Linked DNA regions of Homo sapiens: region 1 is linked to region 2. A link is an interaction called in ENCODE POLR2A ChIA-PET data of the cell type or tissue named here. Cell type or tissue: GM12878. All regions are shown on one strand. Each heading gives the region's core, and the rest is flanking DNA. Links, peaks and the distances in the headings are about the cores only.

The links. Peaks named below come from ENCODE experiments on the same cell type or tissue, not always from the same donor. Only the 100,000 strongest peaks of a DNase experiment are listed, where the experiment ranks them.
Region 1: POLR2A ChIA-PET joins it to region 2 with 10 read pairs; 8 of 35 experiments call an interaction of 5 or more read pairs at or near these places.

What each region holds. Positions count from the first base shown.
Region 1 is chr5:131,280,267-131,291,263 of GRCh38, forward strand. All of the region lies in intron 1 of CDC42SE2 (CDC42 small effector 2), which reads left to right. Among named protein-coding and RNA genes, the nearest start is that of CDC42SE2, 22 kb to the left of the region's middle. RefSeq lists an enhancer at 9,003-9,062. In GM12878, for the core only: no CTCF peak of the experiment used is centred there; no DNase peak of the experiment used is centred there; H3K4me3 peaks cover 1,124 bases; H3K27ac peaks cover 2,454 bases.
Region 2 is chr5:131,203,301-131,214,297 of GRCh38, forward strand. It overlaps LOC124901061 (a long non-coding RNA gene), which reads right to left. Exons shown (of 2, transcript XR_007058932.1): 2 at 5,968-6,853. It overlaps LYRM7 (LYR motif containing 7), which reads left to right. Exons shown (of 5, transcript NM_181705.4): 5 at 1-2,128. It also overlaps a transcript of CDC42SE2 not described here. Among named protein-coding and RNA genes, the nearest start is that of LYRM7, 38 kb to the left of the region's middle. RefSeq lists an enhancer at 9,451-9,590. In GM12878, for the core only: no CTCF peak of the experiment used is centred there; DNase peaks (open chromatin) are centred at 6,271 and 6,993; H3K4me3 peaks cover 2,669 bases; H3K27ac peaks cover 3,689 bases.

The DNA of each region.
Region 1 (10,997 bases), core at 2,318-7,317, 75 kb after region 2:
ATACAAGCTAAGGAAAAAGTTTTAATCCTACCACCCTAAAATATAATAACTAGTCAGTGGTCATGTTTTGATGAACATCCTTCCAGATACCTCAATATGAATATATGTTTTTTCACAAAATCTTACATAGACTCTGACATTTCACTTTAACGAATATTATCATAAAAGTATTACTTTTTATTACTTCAGTTTGAAAGGGTCATATTGGAAAGTGAAAATTCTGTTTGACGAGGATAAAGCTGTAGGTAAAGTTGTGATTAAAAACAATGGTGTTTATAGAGAGTAGAATGTGGTAAGTCAACTGGAGAAAAGAATTACTTTCAGCAGTAATTTTTTTCTTAAGAGCCCTCTTACCATTGCACAATAGCCTGATTGTTTTATACTAGCTGATGAAAACCATTCAGGATTCTATGTACAGCAGAATTATTTTAATAATAGCCCTAGGGTAAAATATGAGCCTGTAGATAAGTTTATATTTTTTAGTCTGTCCAAGTCCGACTGATCCTTTAATAGTAAAATAATTTTGGAAGAAAACTGTGTTTTATTGAAGGCCTTCATCTATCTGTAGTATGACAATTTTATTAGATATTGCTACCCTTTTTATGTGTGAGAATGAGGAGTGAAATAGTTCTTGGAAAAATTTTAGCATGTAAGAATTCTTATGTTAATGTTTCCTTTGATTTTTGTTTTATGAATGTGAAAAATCCTTGTGGAAGAATTGCTCATATATATTGGTATATTGCATTCTTTGGAAATCACCAGTTCCAAATTTGTCAAGTGGTTGTTTGGGTCGTTAAATAGCAATTGTAAAAGCAAATCAAAGATCCTTTAAGGATTTTTCCTTGATCACAGTGATATCCATTACCTGGGGTAGAGTAGACCGCTGATGTCTTGCCTTCATTTTTATTGTTCTTAACCTCGTCCTTTCTGTGTTGTATCACTGCTTGCTCACAAGCTCCTCCAGTCTTTTTCTCTTCAGTAGCTTTTTCTCTTACCCCCTTGTGCTACTTCCTGAATGGTGTATATGTTGCTGAAAACATTTCTCATGTGGTAAAGAAGAGTAAAGAGCAATGTAGTTGATGTGGCCTTTTCTACTGAGAAATGATGCATTTGTGGTCTACAGAAGAGACTTGACAGCCCCTAAAGAAGTGTTTTTTATCTACATTACATGTTTGTGAGTGGATATGCAAGTGCCTCTGTTGGAAGGTAAAGTGAATCTTGAAACAAATTCTAGAAAAGTGTTTAGAATTATTCCATACATTTTGCTGTTGAAAAAATAGTATTTAAAGAAAGTTTCATCTCACAGTGAATTTTTAGCCTCCTCTTTTAAGATTTATTTTGTGAACAGTGACCTTGTTTTTGTAAACTCTACTCTGAAGAAGTTTAGAAATTAGTCACACAGTAAGTGGCAGAACAAGTATTCAAAGTCTTGCCTGATTTTCCATAGTCATTTAGCTTGGAAAGCATTGTAAAGTGGCAGAAAGAATATGGACTTTGAAATTTAGACACACCTCGATTTGATCTCTAACTTTGCTGCATATTTGCTGCGTGGCAAGTTCTTACCGTTGGTGATTTTCATTTTCCTTTTCAGTTAAGTGAGAGTAATACATTTGTTAGGATTAAATGAAGTAATGCACATAAAGCATTTGGCTTGTAGAATAAGATGTTAATAAATGTTTAATTTCCTTTCAACAATACCATATCGTTTTAAAATGTCTTGGGAGCCACTTGGACATTTCACTTGAAAGTTAAGTGCCATCAGGAAACTAGAAACATGTATAACCCAGGTAGTGATCTTTCAGGGAAATTTTAATTTCCCTGTCTAAGGAGGAGAGTAGTTTTTCGGACTGTTTTAAAAATATGTGACTTAAAGGAAAGTTTTAAGGTTAAAAGCTGAAATAGAACTGAGTTAGGATGAGTTAATTATTGCTGACCAAAATTGTAAGAAAGTCCATTTCTACATTTCCTGAGAAATCGAAACATTTGTGTTATATACATAGAGAAGTCACTTTTAAAGGCTAAGAACTGACCATTTGAAAAGTTTATGATTAAGATATGGGGAGAAAGTGTTCATTTTTAAAGTAATAAACAATAGCAAGTTTCTCTTATCAGATTTAAGGTTTAAGGAATGGTGCTTGTTCAGACCTGAGTACAGTGATGACACAGGTACTAAATATGTTGTTGGAGGTAGTATAAATCTGGAACCTGTTTCAAAAGCGCTTTGGCATATTTGTGTGTATTTCCACTTCTGAGAGATTATTCTAAGGAAGTAACCTTTTTTTTTCTTCTTTGGGGGGAGAGGAGGTTATTTTCCTTCCTTAATGACACCCTAATTGAGATAATTCACATAAAAAATCACCTTTTTAAAATTATTATTATTGAGATGGAATCTTGCTCTGTCACCTAGGCTGGAGTGCAGTGGCGCGATCTCGGCTCACTGCAAGCTCCGCCTCCCGGGTTCATGCCATTCTCCTGCCTCAGCCTCCCGAGTAGCTGGGACTACAGGTGCCCGCCACCATGCCTGGCTAATGTTTTTGTATTTTTAGTAGAGACGGGGTTTCACCATATTAGCCAGGATGGTCTTGATCTCCTGACCTCGTGATGCGCCTGCCTTGGCCTCCCAAAGTCCTGGGATTACAAGTGTGAGCCACTGCACCTGGCCCTTTTTTTTTTTTTTTAAGATGGAGGTTCACTCTTGTTGCCCAGGCTGGAGTGCAGTGGTGCAGTCTCGGCTCACCGCAGCCTCCACCTCCCGGGTTCAAGCGATTCTCCTGCCTCAGCCTCCCGAGTAGATGGGATTACAGGCATGTGCCACCATGCCTGGCTAATTTTGTATTTTTAGTAGAGATGGGGTTTCTCCATGTTGTTCAGGCTGGTCTCGAACTCCTGACCTCAGGTGATCTGCCCGCCTTGGCCTCCCAAAGTGCTGGGATTACAGGCATGAGCCACTGCGCCTGGCCAAAATCACCTTTTTTACATAAGTCAGTGTTGTACAACCGTTGCTACTAATTTTATATTTTCATCACCCCAAAACAAAATGAGTAGTCATTTCTGTTCTTCCCTCCCCACATCCTCTGATAGCCGTTTACATATTTTCTCTTTCTAGATTTGCCTCTTTGGACATTTAATGTAAGTGGAATCATGCGATATGTGACCTTTTGTGTCTGGCTTTTTTCATTTAGCATAATGTTTCAAGATTTATTCATATAGCATGTATCAGTACATCATTCTCTTTTTTTTTTTTGAGATGGAGTTTCGCTCTTGTTATCCAGGCTGGAGTGCAGTGGTGTGATCTCGGCCCACTGCAACCTCTGCCTCCTGGGTTCAAGTGATTCTCCTGCCTCAGCCTCCCAAGTAACTGGGATTGCAGGCCTGTGCCACCATGCCTGGCTAATTTTGTATTTTTAATGGAGACGAGGTTTCTCCATGTTGTTCAGGCTGGTCTTGAACTCCCGACCTCAGGTGATCCGCCCATCTCGGCCTGCCAAAGTGCTGGGATTACAGGTGTGAGCCACTGCGCCAGGCCCATCATTCTCTTTTATGGCTGAATATTATTCTGTTGAATGCTTATACAGTATTTTATTTGTCCATTTATCAGTGAATGGACGTTGGGTTGTTTGCACATTTCAGTTATGAATAATGCTGCTATAAATATGAACATTCATGTACAAGTTTTTGCATGGATTTGTTTTAATTTATCTTGGGTATATATACCTAGGAGTAGAGTTGCTGGGTTGTATGGTAACTCTGTGTTTAATATTTTGCAGAACTGCTAGTCTGTTTTCTAAAGTGGCTGCATAGTTTTACGTTTCCATCAGCCGTGTAGGAAATATGTGGCCTTTTGTAATTGGCTTCTTTCACTTAGCATAATATGTTCAAGGTTTATCCATGTTGTGGTATGTATCAGTACTTCATTCCTTTTAATGGCTGAATAATGTCCCATTGCATGGATATAACACATTTATCCTTCAGAAAGCTTTTTATCCAAAAGTATTCAGTGAAGCATTAGTTATAATTTTAAAAAATTGAAAATTACCTTAATTTTTAACAAAAAAGAGTCGTTAAATTAGGTACATCTGCATATATCTTTTATTAGTAATTCATTGTAAAGGATTTCAAAGGAAAACAATTGTTAGAGTGCTAAAGTAGGATACAAAATTGTACGTGTACAACTGTTCAGTGTACCTGGTTTTGGGGGATGGTTATTAATTTCTTTATTTTTAATTTTCTTAGTCTCCTCTGTTGCCCAGGATGGAGTGCAGTAGTGTGATCATACTTGGTGTAACCTCGAACTCCAGGGCTCAAGTAAGCCTCGCACCTCAGCCTCCTGAGTAGTTAGGACTACAGGCACATGTCATCATGCCCAGCTAATTTAAAAATTTTTTTTGGTAGAGATAGGGTCTTGCTCTGTTGCCCAGGTTGGTTGTGAACTCCTGGGCTCAAGCAATCCTGTGCCTTAGCCTCCTAAAGCACTGTGATTACAGATGTAAGCTACTGGGCCCAGCCCCCAATTTAAAAATGTTTCTATATTTTCCACACTTTTTACAATGATCATATATTCCTTTTATAATCAAAGTAAAAGAATAGTTTTTTTAAATGATAATAGAGGTTGCCTATGGTGGTGTGCGCTTTAGTCCCAGCTACATGGGAGGCTGAGGTGAGAGGATTGCTTGAGCCAAAGGACTTGAGTCTAGCCTGGACAACATAATGAGACCCTATCTCTAAAAAAACAAAACCCAGACCAGGCACAGTGGCTCATTCCTGTAATCCCAGCACTTTGGGAGGACAAGGTGGGAGGATTGCTTGAGCCCTGGAGTTTGAGACCAGCTTGGACAACATAAAAAAACCCTGTCTCTGAAAAAAAAAAAAAATTGCCTGGTGAGGTGGTATACACCTTTGTCCCAGCAACTCAGGAGGCTGAGACAGGAAGATCTCTGGAGCCTGGAAGGTTGAGGCTGTAGTGAGCTCGGGTTGTGCTCCAGCCTGGGTGACAGAGTGAGACCCTGTTGCTCCCCCCGCCCCAAAATAAAACCCAAAACCGTAAAACCAACAGTAGCTGTATCTTTGTATGTTACTGATATAAATTTATTCAGCCAAGAAAAGCAGGATCATCAGTGTAAGGAGTGTTAATATTCTATATTGATTCATGATTAGCATATATTATAAATAAAATAATTTCTGACTATGGCTAAGAGAACTTTTAATTTTTCACATGGACCTAAGCATTTCAATTTATAATAGCAGTGTAGAATAATTCTTGTGTATTTGACTTCTGAAATGAGGGAGAGGAAAAATACAGGCAATGCATATTTTAAGCATAATGAACAGTATTGTTTCTTTCAGAGCTCCTTGCAAGAAACAAACTCTATTCTAGGATTTTTAGGCAGAAAGATATCTTATGGTAGGCAATTTGGTACTTACAAAATCATTGCATGGTCTGGAAGAGCTGGAATCAGAGGGTTATCACTAGATTAATATATTCAAGAACATAAGCCCATAGCTGTGACTGAGAGGTCAGGAAACAAACTGGTAAGTAGTCATAGGAACACTGAATCTGGTACCACAGCTTCTTCCAGTTGCCTTTATATCTGGTGAGTAGAGTTAGGCTATCACAATTGTTTCTAAACCTTCTTTGTGTCATTGCTCACCACTTAAATCAGCAACAGAAAGATAGCTTCCATTATCACTTCTGCTTTACAAATCTCATAAGAGGCTGTCTAACTAGCAGAACCTTGTTTGCATTTCCAATACTAACTGTAAAGGAAAGTCTGGGAAATGTAGCTTTTTTTTTTTTTTTTTGGTTGGGGGGACAGGGTCTCACTGTGTCACCCATGCTGGAGTGCAGTGACATGATCTTGGCTCACTGCAGCCTCAACCTCCTGGGCTCAAGCAATCCTCCTGGGCCCAAGCAGTCCTCCCCGGCTCAAGAGGTCCTCCTTAGTAGCTGGGACTATAGGTGCTCATCACCACACCCAGCTAATTAAAAAAATTGTTTTTTGTGGAGATGGGATCTCACTGTATTGCCCAGTCTGGTCTTGAACTCCTGGGCTTAAGTGATCCTCCTGCCTTGGCCTCTCAAAATGCTGGGATTATAGGCATGAGCAAATGCACCTGGCCAGTTTTTTTTTTTTTTTTTTTTTTTAAATAAAGCATTCCTGCCCTTGACGTACAAGAAGGCACGTATAGGGAGTGGTGAGAGGGAATGAATGCCAACTATTTCATGACTAGCCTTCAGAAGCCTCTGTTTACTAGGTAATAAGGCTTTATACTCAGCGTACAGTTGACCCTTGAACAACATGGGTTTGAACCGTGCAATTCCACTTACATGTAGGCTTTCTTTAGCCTCTGCCACCCCTGAGACAGCGAGACCAACCCCTCCTTTTCCTCCTTCTCTTCAGTCTACTCAACTTGAAGATGATAAGGATGAAGACTTTATGATGATCTACTCCACTTAATGAATAGTAATTATATTTTCTCTTCTTTATGATTTTCTTAACATTTTCTTTTCTCTAGCTTAATTTATTGTAATAATACAATATATAATACATATACTAGATACATGTTAATGGACTGTTTCTGTTAATGTAAGGCTCCTGGTCAGCAGTAGGCTATTAACTTTTGGGAGTCAAAAGTTACTTGCAGATTTTTGATGGAGTGAGGGGCTGACAGGTTGCCGGGACCATAATCCCTGTGTAGTTCATGGGTCAACTGTATTTTATTTACTATTTTATTCTATTTTATTTTTTTAGATGGAGTTTTGCTCTGTCGCCCAGGCTGGAGTGCAGTGGCGCAATCTTGGCTGACTGCAACCTCTGCCTCCTGGGTTCAAGCGATTCTCGTGCCTCAGTCTCCCAAGTAGCTGGGATTATAGGGGCCCGCCACCATGCCCAGCTAATTTTTGTATTTTTAGTAGAGACTGGGTTTCACCATGTTGGCCATGCTGGTCTCAAACTCCTGACCTCAGGTAATCCACCCGCCTTGGCCTCCCAAAGTGCTGGGATTACAGGCGTGAGTCACCTCGCCCGGCCTTGGGTCAGCTGTATTTTAAAGGTGGTAAGGTTAACAATATTCAACTTAGATTTGATTTGTTCAGAAATTTTTCTTTTCTTTTAATCTGAACCATTGATGTTCTATTTTCATAATGTGTCAGTTGTAGTGTTTCATTGGAAGTAAATGGATGTTTGTAGAATTTTTTTTCTTTTTCTTTTTTTTTTTTGAGACAGGATCTCACTCTGATGCCCAGGCGAGTGCAGTGGCACGATCATGTCTCACTGCAGCCTCAACTTCCTGCGGTCAGGTGATTCTCCCACCTCAGCCTCCCAAGTCGGTGGGACTATAGGTGTGTGCCACCATGCCCAGCTTTTTTTTCTTTTTTTTTGCATTTTTTTGTAGAGATGGGGCTCCGCCATGTTGCCCAGGCTGGTCTCGAACTACTAGGTTCCAGTGATCCGCCCTCTTCGGCCTCCCAAAGTGTTGGAATTACAGGTGTGAAGCACCATATCCTACCGAAATTTTCTTTGTAGTGTGTTTCTCTTTGGATTGAATAGGTAAAATATTGCCAATAGATGTAAAAGTCTCCATACTTTTTTCCCTAATAGTTGGGCTTTTATAGAATTGAATTAATATGTAATTTTTTTTCTTTTATTATTTGATTATTTTACCTCCATTTATTATTTTGTCAAAAATGGGAGAAGTGGCCGGGCGTGGTGGCTCACACCCATAATCCCAGCACTTTGAGAAACGGAGGCAGGTGGATCGCATGAGCCCAGGAGTTTGAGACCGGCCTGGGCAAAATAGTGAGACTCTATCTCTATCAAAAAAGTAAATAAATAAATTAGCTTGGCATGGTGGTCCCAGCTACTTAGAAGGATTGCTTAAGCCCCGGAGGTTGAGGCTACAGTGGGTCATGATCATCCCACTACACTCCAGCCTGGGTGACAGAGGGAGACCCTGCCTCAAAAAAAAAAAAAATTGTGGTAATGTTTAAAAATAGTATGTGAACTAGTAAATGCAACTTTTCCTCTTATAATGTGGAATCAAGATGTTACACTTTTTAGTTCCTGATAAAATAAAGTTTTGAGAATGCTAGAAGATACTTAAGTGTAATTTTTTTATCTGAAGATATTTCTACCTCCCAAGTTTCATGAAATATCAGCCTATTGAGTAGTTTCAGTATGGTGAGTGTCTCATTAAAAAGCCATATGCTAAATAACTTCCAAATACTGTAATTTCGATTCCTTTTTTTTTAGAGAGAGCCTCACTCTATGGTCCAGGCTGAAGTGCAGTGGTGCAGTCATACCTCACTACAGCCCCAAACCCCTGGCTTCAGATGATCCTTCTGCCTCAGTATCTGAGATAGCTGGGAATATAGGTTTGAGCCACTGGGCCTGGTAGATTCTTCACTAAGTATTTGAGAGCAAATTAGGGATTTTTAGCTTCTGGTACCATTTGTTGCTTGCAACAGAAAGTTAGGTTGACCTGGAAACTTAACTGCTTTAGAGATACCTACTGACTACTTTGGCAAGGACCTGGAAACTTAACTGCTTTAGAGATGCTATTGACTACTTTGGAGGAGCAAGGAATGAGGCTTTGGTATAGACATTTTCAGGCACTGAAATTTAAGGGTTGTTGTTGTTCCTTCTACCCCCACCACTTTTCAAATTGATTACTTTTCTTTGATCAGTATTATTTATTAATAGTATTCTGTGTCAGCAAGTTAGGGTAATTGTTAAATGTTTTGGCTCCTGTATTCTATACATTTTTTTTGTAAAAACTGCTTAATACATTTTAGAGCTGACATTAATGTTTTTCATCATAAGTTTAAAAGGTTGCAAAAGATTTAGTTTCTGGTGTATTGTCTGTTGTATATGTTTTTACATAATGTATTGACTAAGATCTTGACCTTAAAGTGATTTTGGTTATTCACTTTAATGGGAAGTACTGCTATAAAATCTAATTGCTGGTCCTCATAGTCAAACCAGCCAAATGGAGTATGTTTTCTCATCAGAAGTGGTTTTATTTTTAATTCTAAGAAACACATCGGTACCTGCACTCAGTGACTTTCACTTTCTACTTCTAAGACAGGTTGATAAAGCAAGGAGTCATGTCAAGAGTTTGTAGCATAGGCCGGGTGCAGTGGCTCACGCCTGTAATCCCAGCACTTTGGGAGGCCGAGGCGGGTGAATCACGAGGTCAGGAGATCGAGACCATCCTGGCGAACATGGTGAAACCCTGTCTCTACTAAAAAATACAAAAAATTAGCTGGGCGTGGTGGCACGCGCCTGTAGTCCCAGCTACTCTGGAGGCTGAGGCAGGAGAATGGCATGAACCCAGGAGGCAGAGCTTGCAGTGAGCTGAGATCGCACCACTGCACTCCAGCCTGGGTGACAGAGCGAGACTCTGTCTCAAAAAAAAAAAAAAGAGTTTGTAGCATAAGGCATCATTTCTTTCAGTATTTCTTGTTTTGCTCACATGAGACTTTTCCCCAGTCTCTCCCAATTGTCCTTTTGGTGCATTGGAGATTTCTTGAGGTAAGGAACATGTTAAAACTTGAGATGAATAAGAGAAATGACTTTTTTTTTTTCCTTCTTAGAAACAGGGACTCGCTCTGTCACCTAAGCTGTAGTAGAGTGGCACAGTCATAACTCACTACTGCAGCCTCAAACTCCTGGGCTCAAGTAGTCCTTTTGCCTCAGCCTTTTGAGTAGCTAGGATCACAGGTGCGTGCCACCATTCTTGGCTAATTATTTTATTTTACTTTTGTAGAGACAGGGTCTCACTATGTTGCCCAGGCTGGTCTTCACCTCCTGGCCTAAAGTGATCCTCCTGCCTCCACCTCCCAAAGTGCTACGATTATAGGTGTGAGCTACTGTGTCTGGCCTTGACTTTCTTTTATAACATAGAAGAGCTATTGTGAAAGGAAAGATGGAAGAGACAAGGAATCGTGCTTGGATACGTCAATTTTAGAAGAGCACAAAAGGCAGTTGGTGATCTGAAAATTGATTTCCTTAAAATTGTCTAGACCTGTGTACCCCCTGGAAAGTATCAAACCTTATACTGGGTTGAGGACTCTTGAGTTAAGGGAACAGCTTATCTTCTGCCTTAATTGGTATCGTGTATTTATCTTTTGAAGTAAATTATTTCACTTTTTAATTTTACCTTGAAAGTTTTGAGAAACTGTATAACTGGCTGCTTCTTTTTTCTTTCTTTTTTTTTTTTTGTTTTTTTTTTTTTTGAGACAGGGTATGGCTCTGTCGCCCAGGCTGGAGTGCAGTGGCGCGGGGTCAATGGCAGCCTCCACCTCCCAGGGCTCAAATGATCCTCCCATCTCAGACTCCTGAGTAGCAGAGACTACAGGCTGGCACCAGGCTGGCTGGTTAATTTTTGTATTTTTAGTAGAGACGGGATTTGGCCATGTTGCCCAGGCTGATCTCAAACTCCTGGGCTCAAGTGATCTGCACACCTCGTCCTCCCAGAGTGGTAGGATTATAGGCATGAGCCACCATGCCTGGCCATAACTGACTTTTATGATGAAACCAGCGTAGTTTTTATAGTACTTTACAGGCCAGCGAACATAGTAATTAGAACCTCATGGAAGTGATTGCCAAAATATAAAAATTAGAAAAAAAGAAAACTGTATCTTTGTCTTTTACTCCATACCAAGGTAAATTCTTGATTTTTCCCAGAGTTCAAGATAAAAAAGGAAAACCTTAAAAATACTAGGAGAAAACATCGGTCAATATAAAAACTCTTGGGTATGGGGAGGGCTTTCACAAGAAGCCTTATAGAGAAATATTTATAAGTGTGCCTGATTTGTAAGTAAGATTGTTCTGTGGTCTGTAGTTGTTGTTTTTTAATTATTTCTTAATGCTATTTGGTTAGCCATGTCAAATTGTCATATCTTAATCACTTATAAAATGTTTATATAATGAAGGTGAATTATTATGGTCCATGAATTTATGTATATGATTTTTTTTTTAAAAAAGGACTTATTCAGA
Region 2 (10,997 bases), core at 4,066-9,065:
GGGAATAGACTTCTAAAATAAGCTATAACACTTAAAAAGGAGAGATATACTATGTTCCTAGATAGGACAATTGAAAATTCTGGAGATGACAGTTTTTCAAAAATCTATTGAGGCCAGGTGCAGTGGCCCATGCCTGTAGTTCCAGTACTTTGGGAGGCCTAGGTGGGTGGATCACCTGAGGTTGGGAGTTTGAGACCAGCCTGACCAACATGGAGAAACCCCGTCTCTACTAAAAATACAAAATTAGCCAGGCGTGGTGGTGCATGCCTGTAATCCCAGCTACTCGGGAGGCTGAGGCGTGAGAATCGCTTGAACCCGGTAGGCAGATGTTGCAGTGAGCCGAGATCGCACCATTGCACTCCAGCCTAGGCAACAAGAGCGAAACTCCATCTCAAAAATAGAAAAAACATTTATCGAAATCCCAACAAGTTGACAAATATATCCACATAAAAATATAAAACTTCTGTATTCTGTGAAAGCTACTATAAATAAAGTTTAGAGAAAGTTATTTGCCACCTATGTCATGATTGAAATAGTTAATTGATCCTGTGAATCAGTTAGCAAAACATAACTCAATGGAAAGATAGGCAAATGATACAAATAAGAAATTCACAAAAGAAGAAATACTAAGTCTCTAGTGATGAGAGAAATGTAAATTAAAATGAAACATGTTTGTTCATCAAGTTGTCACAAGTTAGACAATCATATCCAATATTTTTAAAGGTTGTAAGACTATAAGGAAATAGCCACTGTCATATCATTTTTAAAGGAATATAAATTATAGGGCCTTTTGTTTCTTTGGGTTTTTTTTTTTTAGAGACAAGATCTCTCCGTGTTGTCTAGGCTGGACTCAAACTTCTGGACTCAAGCAATCCTCGCAACATCATTAATAGCTGAGAGTAGAGACTTGAGCCACCACACCTGACTATAGGGCCTTTTTGAAAGGAAAATTGACATCATCAAAATTTTAAATATATTCAGTCTATTTCTCAAAAACTCAAAGAATACTAATAAATGTGTACTCAGGTATATGTACAGAAATTGCTGTAACATTATAATTTTAAACAATTTAAAACAGACTGAGTTTCCAAAGTTAGGGTACAATGAAAGAAAAGGTGGCTTATTTATACTCTGGAATATTTTCCAAGAGTTGAAAAGGATGAGGATACACACACACACACACACACACACACACACACACACACACACACACAGTTTGGGTATCCCTAATCCAGAAATTCAAATGCTCCAAAGTCCAAAACTTTCTGACCCACCAACATGACTGATGCTCAAAGGAAATGGCCACTGGAAGATTTCAGATTTTCAGATTTGGAGTGCTCAACCAGTAAGTATATAATGCAAATAATCCAAAATACAAAAAAAAAAAAAAAGAAATCTGAAACACTTCTGATCCCAAGCATTTCAGAAAACGGATGTTCATTTGTGTGTGTGTGTGTGTGTAAGCAGGTGTTGCTAGAAATTCACTTATATACAAGAAAACTTTTTGTGTACATATTTGCATATATATGTACAAATGGGTAGAAACGATACATGATTAATCTTAATCGGGAAGGAAAAGAGATTTAGGGAAGGAAGCAGTAAGTGAGAACTTTTATTCTATTTACTCCTGCACGTTTAAATATTGTTTACAGTGAGTATATCAACATGTAAGTGTTAAAAGACAATAAGCTACTAGTGATTTTTAATATAAAATTAACTATAAAATATTTTAAATATTAGCAAATAATATAGCACACTCATGAACCTAATTCCCACATTTGATAGTTGTTACATTTTGCCATGTTTGTTTAAAGGTCTAAGTCATAAAATCTTATAAAGCTAAACCCCACCCTTCTCTTTCTCCTCTCTCTCCAGGATAATTACTGTTTTATAGTTTGTGGATATCATTCCCTTACTTGTGTTTATACTTTTACCAAGTGTGTATGTATTCAAAAAACAGTTGTTTTGTGATTTTAAAATGTAAATGAATGGCGTTATGCTCCATGTATTCTGCAACTTTTCATCATACATTAGGTTTTGGCGATTTAGCCATAATTTGGCATGAATTCAGGTCTTTTAAGTTTTATTCCATTGTAAGAATAAACAAGTTTGTTCATTCATGTCTCCATTGATGAGTGATAGTATTGTCTCCAGTTTTTTTATGTTGCAAACCAATTTGCAAAAAACTCTGGCACATAGATTTTTACACCCAAGAAAAAGTTTACCTGGACATACACCAAGGAGCAGAACTGTTGAGTCCTAGCGTATGTGCATATTCAGCTTTTCCAGAAATTTCTAAATTGCTCTTTAAAATAGTTGTACCAGTTTACATTCCAATCGACAGTGTGTGAAAGGTCCCATTTCCCCACATCCTCACTGTTATGTATGATTTTTCTCATTGTCAAACTAATGGATATAAAATGGTATATTGTTTTAATTTGCATTTCTTAATTACTGGGGAGGCAGATCATCTTGTCATATGTTTATTGGCCATTATGGTTTCCCATTATGAATGTGTGTCTCTATCTTTTGTCCTCTTTTCTCTGTTGGGTTGTCTGGCTTTTTCTAACCAATCCTTTATATATTCTGGATACTAGTCCTTTGTTAATTATCTTTTTCCAATATGTGGCTTGTCTTTTAGTTTATGATAAACTTGACTGGGCTAAGGGATGCCCATATAGCTGGTAAATATTATTTCTGTGGTGTCTGTGAGGGTGTTTCTAGAAGAGATTAGCATTTCACTTGGTAGTCTCAGTAAAGAATGTCACTCTCACCAATGTGGGTGGGCATCATCCAAGTTTTTGAAGTCCAGACTAGAATCAAACGGATGAGGAAGGTCAAATTTGCTCTCTCTGCTTGAACTAAGACATCTATCTACTGATATCACTGCTCCTGGTTCTCAGGCTTTCAGGCTAAGACCAGGACTTACACTGTCAGCTCCCAGTTCTCAGGCCTTTGGACTCAAGCTAAATTATGCCACCAGTTTTCCTGGTTCTTCAACTTGCACATGGAAGACTGTTAAACTTCTTAGCGTCTATAACTGTGTGAGCCAATAGCTTTAATGGATTTCCTCTATCAGTCAATACATAGGTATAAATATACATATATCCTATTGATTCTCTTTCTCTGGAGACCTTGACTAATAACTATGTTGAAAACAGAGTAGGTTTGTTAAGACAGAGGAGTTCTGGACATGTCTTGATTGAGATGTTTATCAGATATCGAAGTGGAGATGTTAAAAGGACATTGGATATAACATCTGGAGTTCAGTACGTGATCTGAGCTGGAGATATAAATTTCAGATTTATTAGCATAGATAAAATACTTAAAATCATGACATTGGGTGATATCATCAACAATCTATTATAGATAAGAAGAAAGGTCAAAAATTAGGTCCTGGGGTGCTCTGATGTTAACAGATTAAGGGAACAAGGAGCAACAAACACAAGAGACAGAAAAGGTAAGGTAAGGATGAATGAAAGATAGGATTAAAACGAGGAGAATATAGAGCAAAAGTTGGCAAACTATAGCTCACAGAGACCAAATCTGACTTGCTGCCTTTTATTTGTTTACATATTGTCTATGGCTGTTTTCACACTGTAGTCAGTACAGGCAGAGCTGAGTAATTGCAAAAGAGATTATAAGGTCCTCAAAGTTTAGAGTTGCTATCTGGCCCTTTACAGAAAAAGTTGGCTAATCTCTGGTATAGAGTCCTGGAAACCAAGTTTCATTGAAGAGGAAATGATACCCTTTGCCAAATGCTACTGAGAGGCCAAGTAAGATTTAGATTAAAACTTGCCTGTTGGATTTAGCAACATGGAGGTAACTGATGACTTTGGCAAGACAGTTTCAGTGAAACAACTGGAGAGACTCTGAAGGCTCATGTTGATTTTCCCCCAAATTAATCTCTACATTGACTGTAATTGCAATTAAAATTCCAGTAAGATTTAAGGAACTAGTAAAACTCAAAAATGTATGAGGAATAATAAAGGTCCATAAATAGCTAAATCAGTCATAACAAAGATTAAAATTAGGTCTCCATATCCAAAAAAACTTTAATCCATACCTCATACCATACCCAAAAATTAAATAAAAATCAATATTTAGAACTAAATGTAAAACCTATGTGAACCCCCAAAATTTGAGACAGGTCTCAGTTAATTTAAAAAGTTTATTTTGCCAAGGTTGAGGATGCATGCTCATGACACAGCCTCAGGAAGTCCTGATGCTATGTGCCCAAGGTAGTCAGGACAAAACTTGGTTTTATACATTTTAGGGAGACATGAGACATCAATCCATGAGAGACAAAGGCAGCATTCTTTTGAGTTTCTGATTAGCCTTTCCAAAAGAGGCAATCAGATATGCATTTATCTGAGTGAGCAGAGGGATGACTTTGAATAGGATGGGAGGCAGGTTTGCCCTAAGCAGTTCCCAGCTTGAATTTTCGCTTTAGCTTAGTGATTTTGGAGGCCTAAGATATTTTCCTTTCACACCTAAAACTACAAAACTGCTTGAAGTAAACGAGAAAAATCTTTGTGACCTTTTTTAGGAAAAGATTTTTTAGATACAATGCTAAAAGCATAATATATTTTTAAAAAACTGAACTTCATAAAAATCTTTTGCTCTGTAAAAGTAACTATTAAGAGAATGAAAATGCAAGCCACAGACTTTGAGAAAATATTTATAAATTGTGTATCTGATAACTTTTACCCACAATATATAAAGAACTTTCAATAATAAGAAAACAACCCAATTTTAAAAATAGATAAATATTTGAACAGACACTTCCTCCAAAAAGATACTTAAGTGGAAAATAAGCATATGAAAAGTTGTTCAACATCATTAGTCACTGGAAATTAAAAATTACAATGAAATACTACTATATACCTATTAGAATGGCCAATATTAGAATGGCTGACCATACCAAATGTTGGCAAGTCTTATGCCTCAGCCTCCTTAGTAGCTGGGATTACAGGCATATGTCACCACACCTGGCTAATTTTTGTATTTTTAGTAGAGATGGGTTTCACCATATTGTCCAGACTCATCTCAAACTCCTGACCTCAAGTGATCCATCTGCCTCGGCCTCCCAAAGTGCTCAGATTACACGCATGAGCCACCACGCCCGGCCTGGAATTTTCATAAATTGGTGATGGGAATGTAAAATAGCAGAACAACTTTGGAAAACTGTTCACCTTCTTTCCTTTTTTTTTTTTTTCTTCTGAGACAGAGTCTTGCTTTGTCACCCAGGCTGGAGTGCAGTGGCACAATCTCAGGTCACTGCAACCTCCACCTTCCGGGTTTAAGCAATTCTCCTAACTCAGCCTCTTGAGTAGTTGGGATTACAGGTGCATGCCACCACACCAGGCTAATTTTTATTTTTATTTTTATTTTTTGTATTTTTAGTAGAGACAGAGTTTCGCCATGTTGGCCAGGCTGGTCTCAAACTCCTGACCTCATGATCTGCCCACCTTGGCCTCCTAAAGTGCTGGGATTACAGGCGTAAGTCACCGTGCCCGGCTGTTCAGTTTCTTAAAAAGTTAAACACATACCTCACATATAATCCAAATTTTCTACTCCTAGTATTTACCTAAGAAAAATGAAATAATTTTCTATACAAAGATTTATTTATAGTAGCTTTATTTGAAATGGCCAGAAACTGGAAACAACCCAAATATCATCAACAGATGAAGGGATAAATTGTGATATATCCATACAAATCCAAACCATGGAATACTTCTGAGGAATAAAAAGAAACGGCAGTAGCTACATGCAATGTCATGGATGAATCTCAAGATATTTATCCTGAGTGAAAGAAACCAGACCAAAAAAGAAAGGTGTATGTATATTGTATGACTCCCATTTATATGAAATTTTAGAAACTACAAACTAATTCATAGTGTTACTGGCAGGTGCCCTGGATTCTTGCAATCCCCCAGTATAGAAATCAAGAGAGATCACCAAACATAGCAGCAAAGGAAACTTTATTCAGCTTGTGCACAAGAAGCCAGCACCATGAAAGCAAAAGGAATGGGCTGCCTCCTGAGGGTAGCGTGTGGATTAGTTTTAATGAGTCTCTCTCTAGGGAAGGGTTGGGTCAGGGCATGTATGGGAGGGTTTTTTCTAGCACTTGCACAGTGGCTCTACATGCTTCTTCATACATCCTATGTAGCATTAGCATTTTAAATCTTCATGCCCTGGGTGTGATTGTTAGCACTGAAATGAGGAAGGGGTAACTGTAGGTTGGAGATGATGTCTAACTGCACATGCAGAGCCCTGGGGAAGTCCCTAGCTCCCTGAGGGAGGAAGTTGTTTTTAACAGTTTCTTAGGCGTTTTGTTACTAATTGGCTGAGAGGTAAGCTAGCACTTAAGCTTAAGGGGCTTTTGTTCTTTTCCTCCAGACCACATTAAAACGGAACCAACCCGCCTATCTGTCTCAACAGTGACAGAAAGCAGAACAGTGGTTTCCAAGAGATGAGGGCAGGGGGACAGGTGGGTGAGAGGAATTAAAAATGAGCATGAGGAAATTTGGAGAGGATGTTATAGTTTGGATATTTGCTACCCTCAAATCTCATGTTGAAATGTAATCCCATTGTTGGAGGTGGGGACTGGTAGGAGGTGTTTGGATCACAGGCATGGATCCCTCATGCATGGCTTAGCACCATCACCTTGGTGATGAGTGTGTTCTCGCTCTGGTAGTTCATGAGAGACCTAGTTGTTTAAAACAGCTTGGCACGTCTCCCCATCTCTGTTGCTCCTGCTCTTGCCCTGTGATAAGCCGGCTCCCTCTTCATCTTCTTTCATGAGGCCTCATCAGAAGTGGAGCAGATGCTGGTGTCATGCTTGCACAGCCTGCAGAATGGTGAGCCAATTAAACCTCTTTTCTTTATGAATTACCCAGCCTCAGGTATTCCCTTATAGCAACACAAACAGACTGATACAGAGGTGCTGGAGGCAATTTATTTTAACATATTTGTCAATCTCCTTAAATTTAGTTCCACCTTGCTTTTAACCACTTCCTTCTGTTAGTCATTAACTTTTCACTTTACACTAAATGCTTACTAAAATATAATTACACATTCAACATTTTCTTTGTTCACCACTGCTTCTTGAATCCTTCTTCCTTTTTGAATTCAATTTCCTCCTTCTTGAAGTACATTCTTAATAGTTCTTTCAGTGAAACTGTCCCTAAAAATATTTATCTTCACCCTTACTCCTGAATAATAGTTTGGTATAGAATTCCACATAGGCTTTATTTTCCTTTAACACTTCACAGATAATATTGCATTATCTTTTACCCTCTCATTTTGCTGCTGAAAAGTCTATTATCTCTTTGCAAATCCTTTTGGCTAATCCACCTTTTCTTTATGATTGCTTGTAAGATTTTTGTCTTTTCTTTGGTATTCTAGGTAGAGGTTTTATTTTTATTTATCCCACTCAACACTTGGTCTACTTCATCTTACTGAGGATTTATGTTGTGCATCAATTCTAGAAATTTCTCATCCATTTTCAAATACTACCTCACAAAAACTCTCTAGTCTTTTTTTGTGTGTGTGAGATGGATTCTCACTCTGTTGCCCAGGCTGGAGTGCAGAGGCGGGATCTCAGCTCACTGCAACCTCTGCCTCCCAGTTCAAGTGATTCCCCTGCCTCAGCCTCCTGAGTAGCTGGGACTACAGGTGTGCACCATCACGCCCAGCTAATTTGTGTATTTTTAGTAGAGATGAGGTTTTGCCATGTAGGCTAGGCCATCTTGAATTCCTGATCTCAAGTGATCCGCCCTCCTCGGCCTCCCAAAGTGCTGGGATTACAGATGTGAGCCACCGCGCCCTGCCATCTCTATTCTTTCATACAAGAATTCTTGTTAGACACCTCTCATTGTGCTTCATTCTGGTTAATTTACTTAATTTCACAAATTTGGTACCTGCTGTAATTCACTACTCTCCTCAGTTGTGTCTAATCAGCTGTTTATCCACCCCATGTATTTCTCATTTAATTTCATAAATCTCATTTAATTTTATTTTTTAATTGCTACATTATTAGAAATAAGTTGTTAGGAAAATTCATTGTTCCTTTTTCGCAGTGATTTGTTTAATTTTGGTTCCTCATTTATTTCACCATTTAAAGATTCTAATTTTATACTTTCTTTCAGAATGTCCTAACCTATCAAGTACTACATGGTCAATACTCCTCTTTGTTCACCTCACATTCTTTCCTCATGTGTCTTGTCATTTTTTATTGTGGGTACATCTTGAATGGCAATTGTTAATTCTATGAAGATACATTGAGTTGTGGATTGTGGGAACGTCCCTCCAAATAGATTTTGTGCATGCCTTTGCTAGGCACCCTGAGGGTATCTTGGAGATTTCCATACCACACAAATCATTTAAAATTAAATTGCCTGGTGCAGTGGCTCATGCCTGTAATCCCAGAACTTTTGGAGGACGAGGCAGGAGGATTGCTTGAGCCCAGGATTTCAAGACCAGCCTGGGCAACATGGCAAAACCCCATGTCTACAAAAAAAATTTAAAAATGAGCCGGGCTCGGTGGCACGTGACTGTAATCTCCGCTACTGGGGGGCTGAGGTGGGAGGATCATTTGAGCCCAGGGAGGTGGAGGCTGCAGTGAGCCATGATGGCACCACTGGACTTCACAGTGAGCCATGATGGCACCACTGGACTTCAGCCTGGGTGACAGAGTGAGACCCTAGCTCAAAAAAATAAATAAAAAGTAAAGTAAAATAAATTTATTTAATTAAATTTAAATAATTTAAATCACCACATGTGTGGCAGGGTTTTTTTCTGTTTTTTTGTTTTTTTGTTTTGAGACGGAGTGTCACTCTGTCACCCAGGCTGGAGTGCAGTGGCGCGATCTTGGCTCACTGCAACCTCTGCCTCTTGGGTTCAAGCGATTCTCCTGTCTCAGCCTCCTGAGTAGCTGGGACTACAGGAGCCTGCCACCACGCCCAGCTAATTTTTGTATTTTTAGCAGAGACGGGGTTTTACTGTATTGGTCAGGCTGGTCTCGAACTCCTGACCTCAGGTGATCCATCCGCCTTGGCCTCCCAAAGTGCTGGGATTACAGGCGTGAGCTACTGTGCCCTCCATGGTGTGGCAATTTTTATCTCTCACCAGTGATTTTTTTCCCCTACCCAAAGTCCCTGGAACCTTGCTGTCCTTAGGCTTATGGGTAGAGTTTCTCATTCCCCTTTCATGGCACTTACAGGTCCTAGCTTTACACCAAGCCAAAAACTTAGTTCTACTCTCTGCTACACTCACCACTTACGGATATGTGTAGCTGTTAGGGTTTATTTCTAAGTTCCCTAATTACCTCCAGGACTACATCAGTGTCAGTGTACAGTTACACACCACTTTGGCTTTCAGATCTCTTTTCTTTCTGGCATATGGGGATTTCCTTTCTTGTGAGTTCAGCCATGTAGTACGTGCCAGAATACAAAGAAATAACAAAAGATTAGTGGGGTCATGTTAAAAGGACACGGAGGTCAGATTGAAGGAAGACTTGCTGATCAAACAAGGGACAATTTATGCATCAAAAATAATAATGACCATGATAGACCAGCACATTGTATAAAAAAAAATAATAATCCGGCTGGGCATGGTGGCTCACACCTATAATCCCAGCACTTTGGAAGGCCAAGGTGGGTGGATCACCTGAGGTCAGGAGTTCAAGACCAGCCTGACCAATATGGTGAAACCCCGTCTCTACTAAAAATGCAAAATTAGCCAGGCATGGTGGTACATGCCTGTAATCCCAGCTACTACACGGGAGGCTGAGGCAGGAGAATCACTTGAACCCAGGAGGCAGAGGTTGCAGTGGGCCGAGCTCGTGCCATTGCACTCCAGCCTGGGCAACAAGAGCGAAACTCCCATCTCAAAAAAATATAATAATAATAATCCATTAGTTCATAAAGATAGAGAGAGAGGGAAAAGGGGGGAAAGCTCTTTTTTGTTCTCCAACTTTTAACTTTACTCTAGCTTTGAAGTTTTTCAAAATAAAATATTGGAGGAAATTAAAATTAAATCTCATACATAATTTTGTTGTGGGTAGGGTTCTATTAACTTAGTCTACATGTTGCCAAACTCAGAATTCCAGATACCAATTATTTTTTTCTTTTTATTTTCTTTATTATTGTTATTATTATTTTGAGACAGGGCATTGCTCTATCACTCAGGGTGGAGTGCAGTGGCACAGTCGTGGCTCACTGCGGCCTTAACCTCCTGGGCTCAAGTGATCCTCCTGCCTCAGCCTCCCAAGTAGCTGGGACTACAGGTGCACACCACCACACCTGGGTAATTTTTCTTTTAGTTTTGTAGAGACAGGGTCTCACTATGTTGCCTAGTCTGGTCTTGAACTCCTGACCTCAAGTGATTCTCCCACTTCAGCCTCCTAAAGTTCTGGGATTACAGGCATGAACCACTGCACCCAGCCTGGATACTGATTCTTTTTGAAGAAAGCAAGTTTCTAATATGTCTTTCTGGCAATTCATTGTTAATATCTCTAGTCTTCTGAGGATAAGAAATCTTACTCAATGAAACCTGATTTGGGCCTTTAGGGCTTTTTTTTCTGCTATAATCTTTTCCCCAATTTCGACTGAATGCAATCTCTCCATTTATTCAACCAAGATTAACTGAATACTTGACCAGGGTCAGTCTCAAAGATAGGTGCTAGTGATTCAAAGACAAGACAGTTTAGGGTGGAAGACCAGCAAGGAAGTAGGCAATTGCAATGAAACTAGTGCTAATTAGCAACTAAATACAGTGTTTTAAAAATATAAAAATAATGTATTAGAACAAGCTTTGTAAAATATAATAAAAACACAGTATGATGTATTTTTAGTGTCTTAAAGAAATAACCAGGTATGAAATAAATCACACCTAACACCATTTTAAAAAATGTCAGTTGGAGATCAGTGTGGTGACATGTGCCTGTAGTCCTAGCTACTCAGGAGGCTGATTCCTTGAGCCCAGGGAGTTCA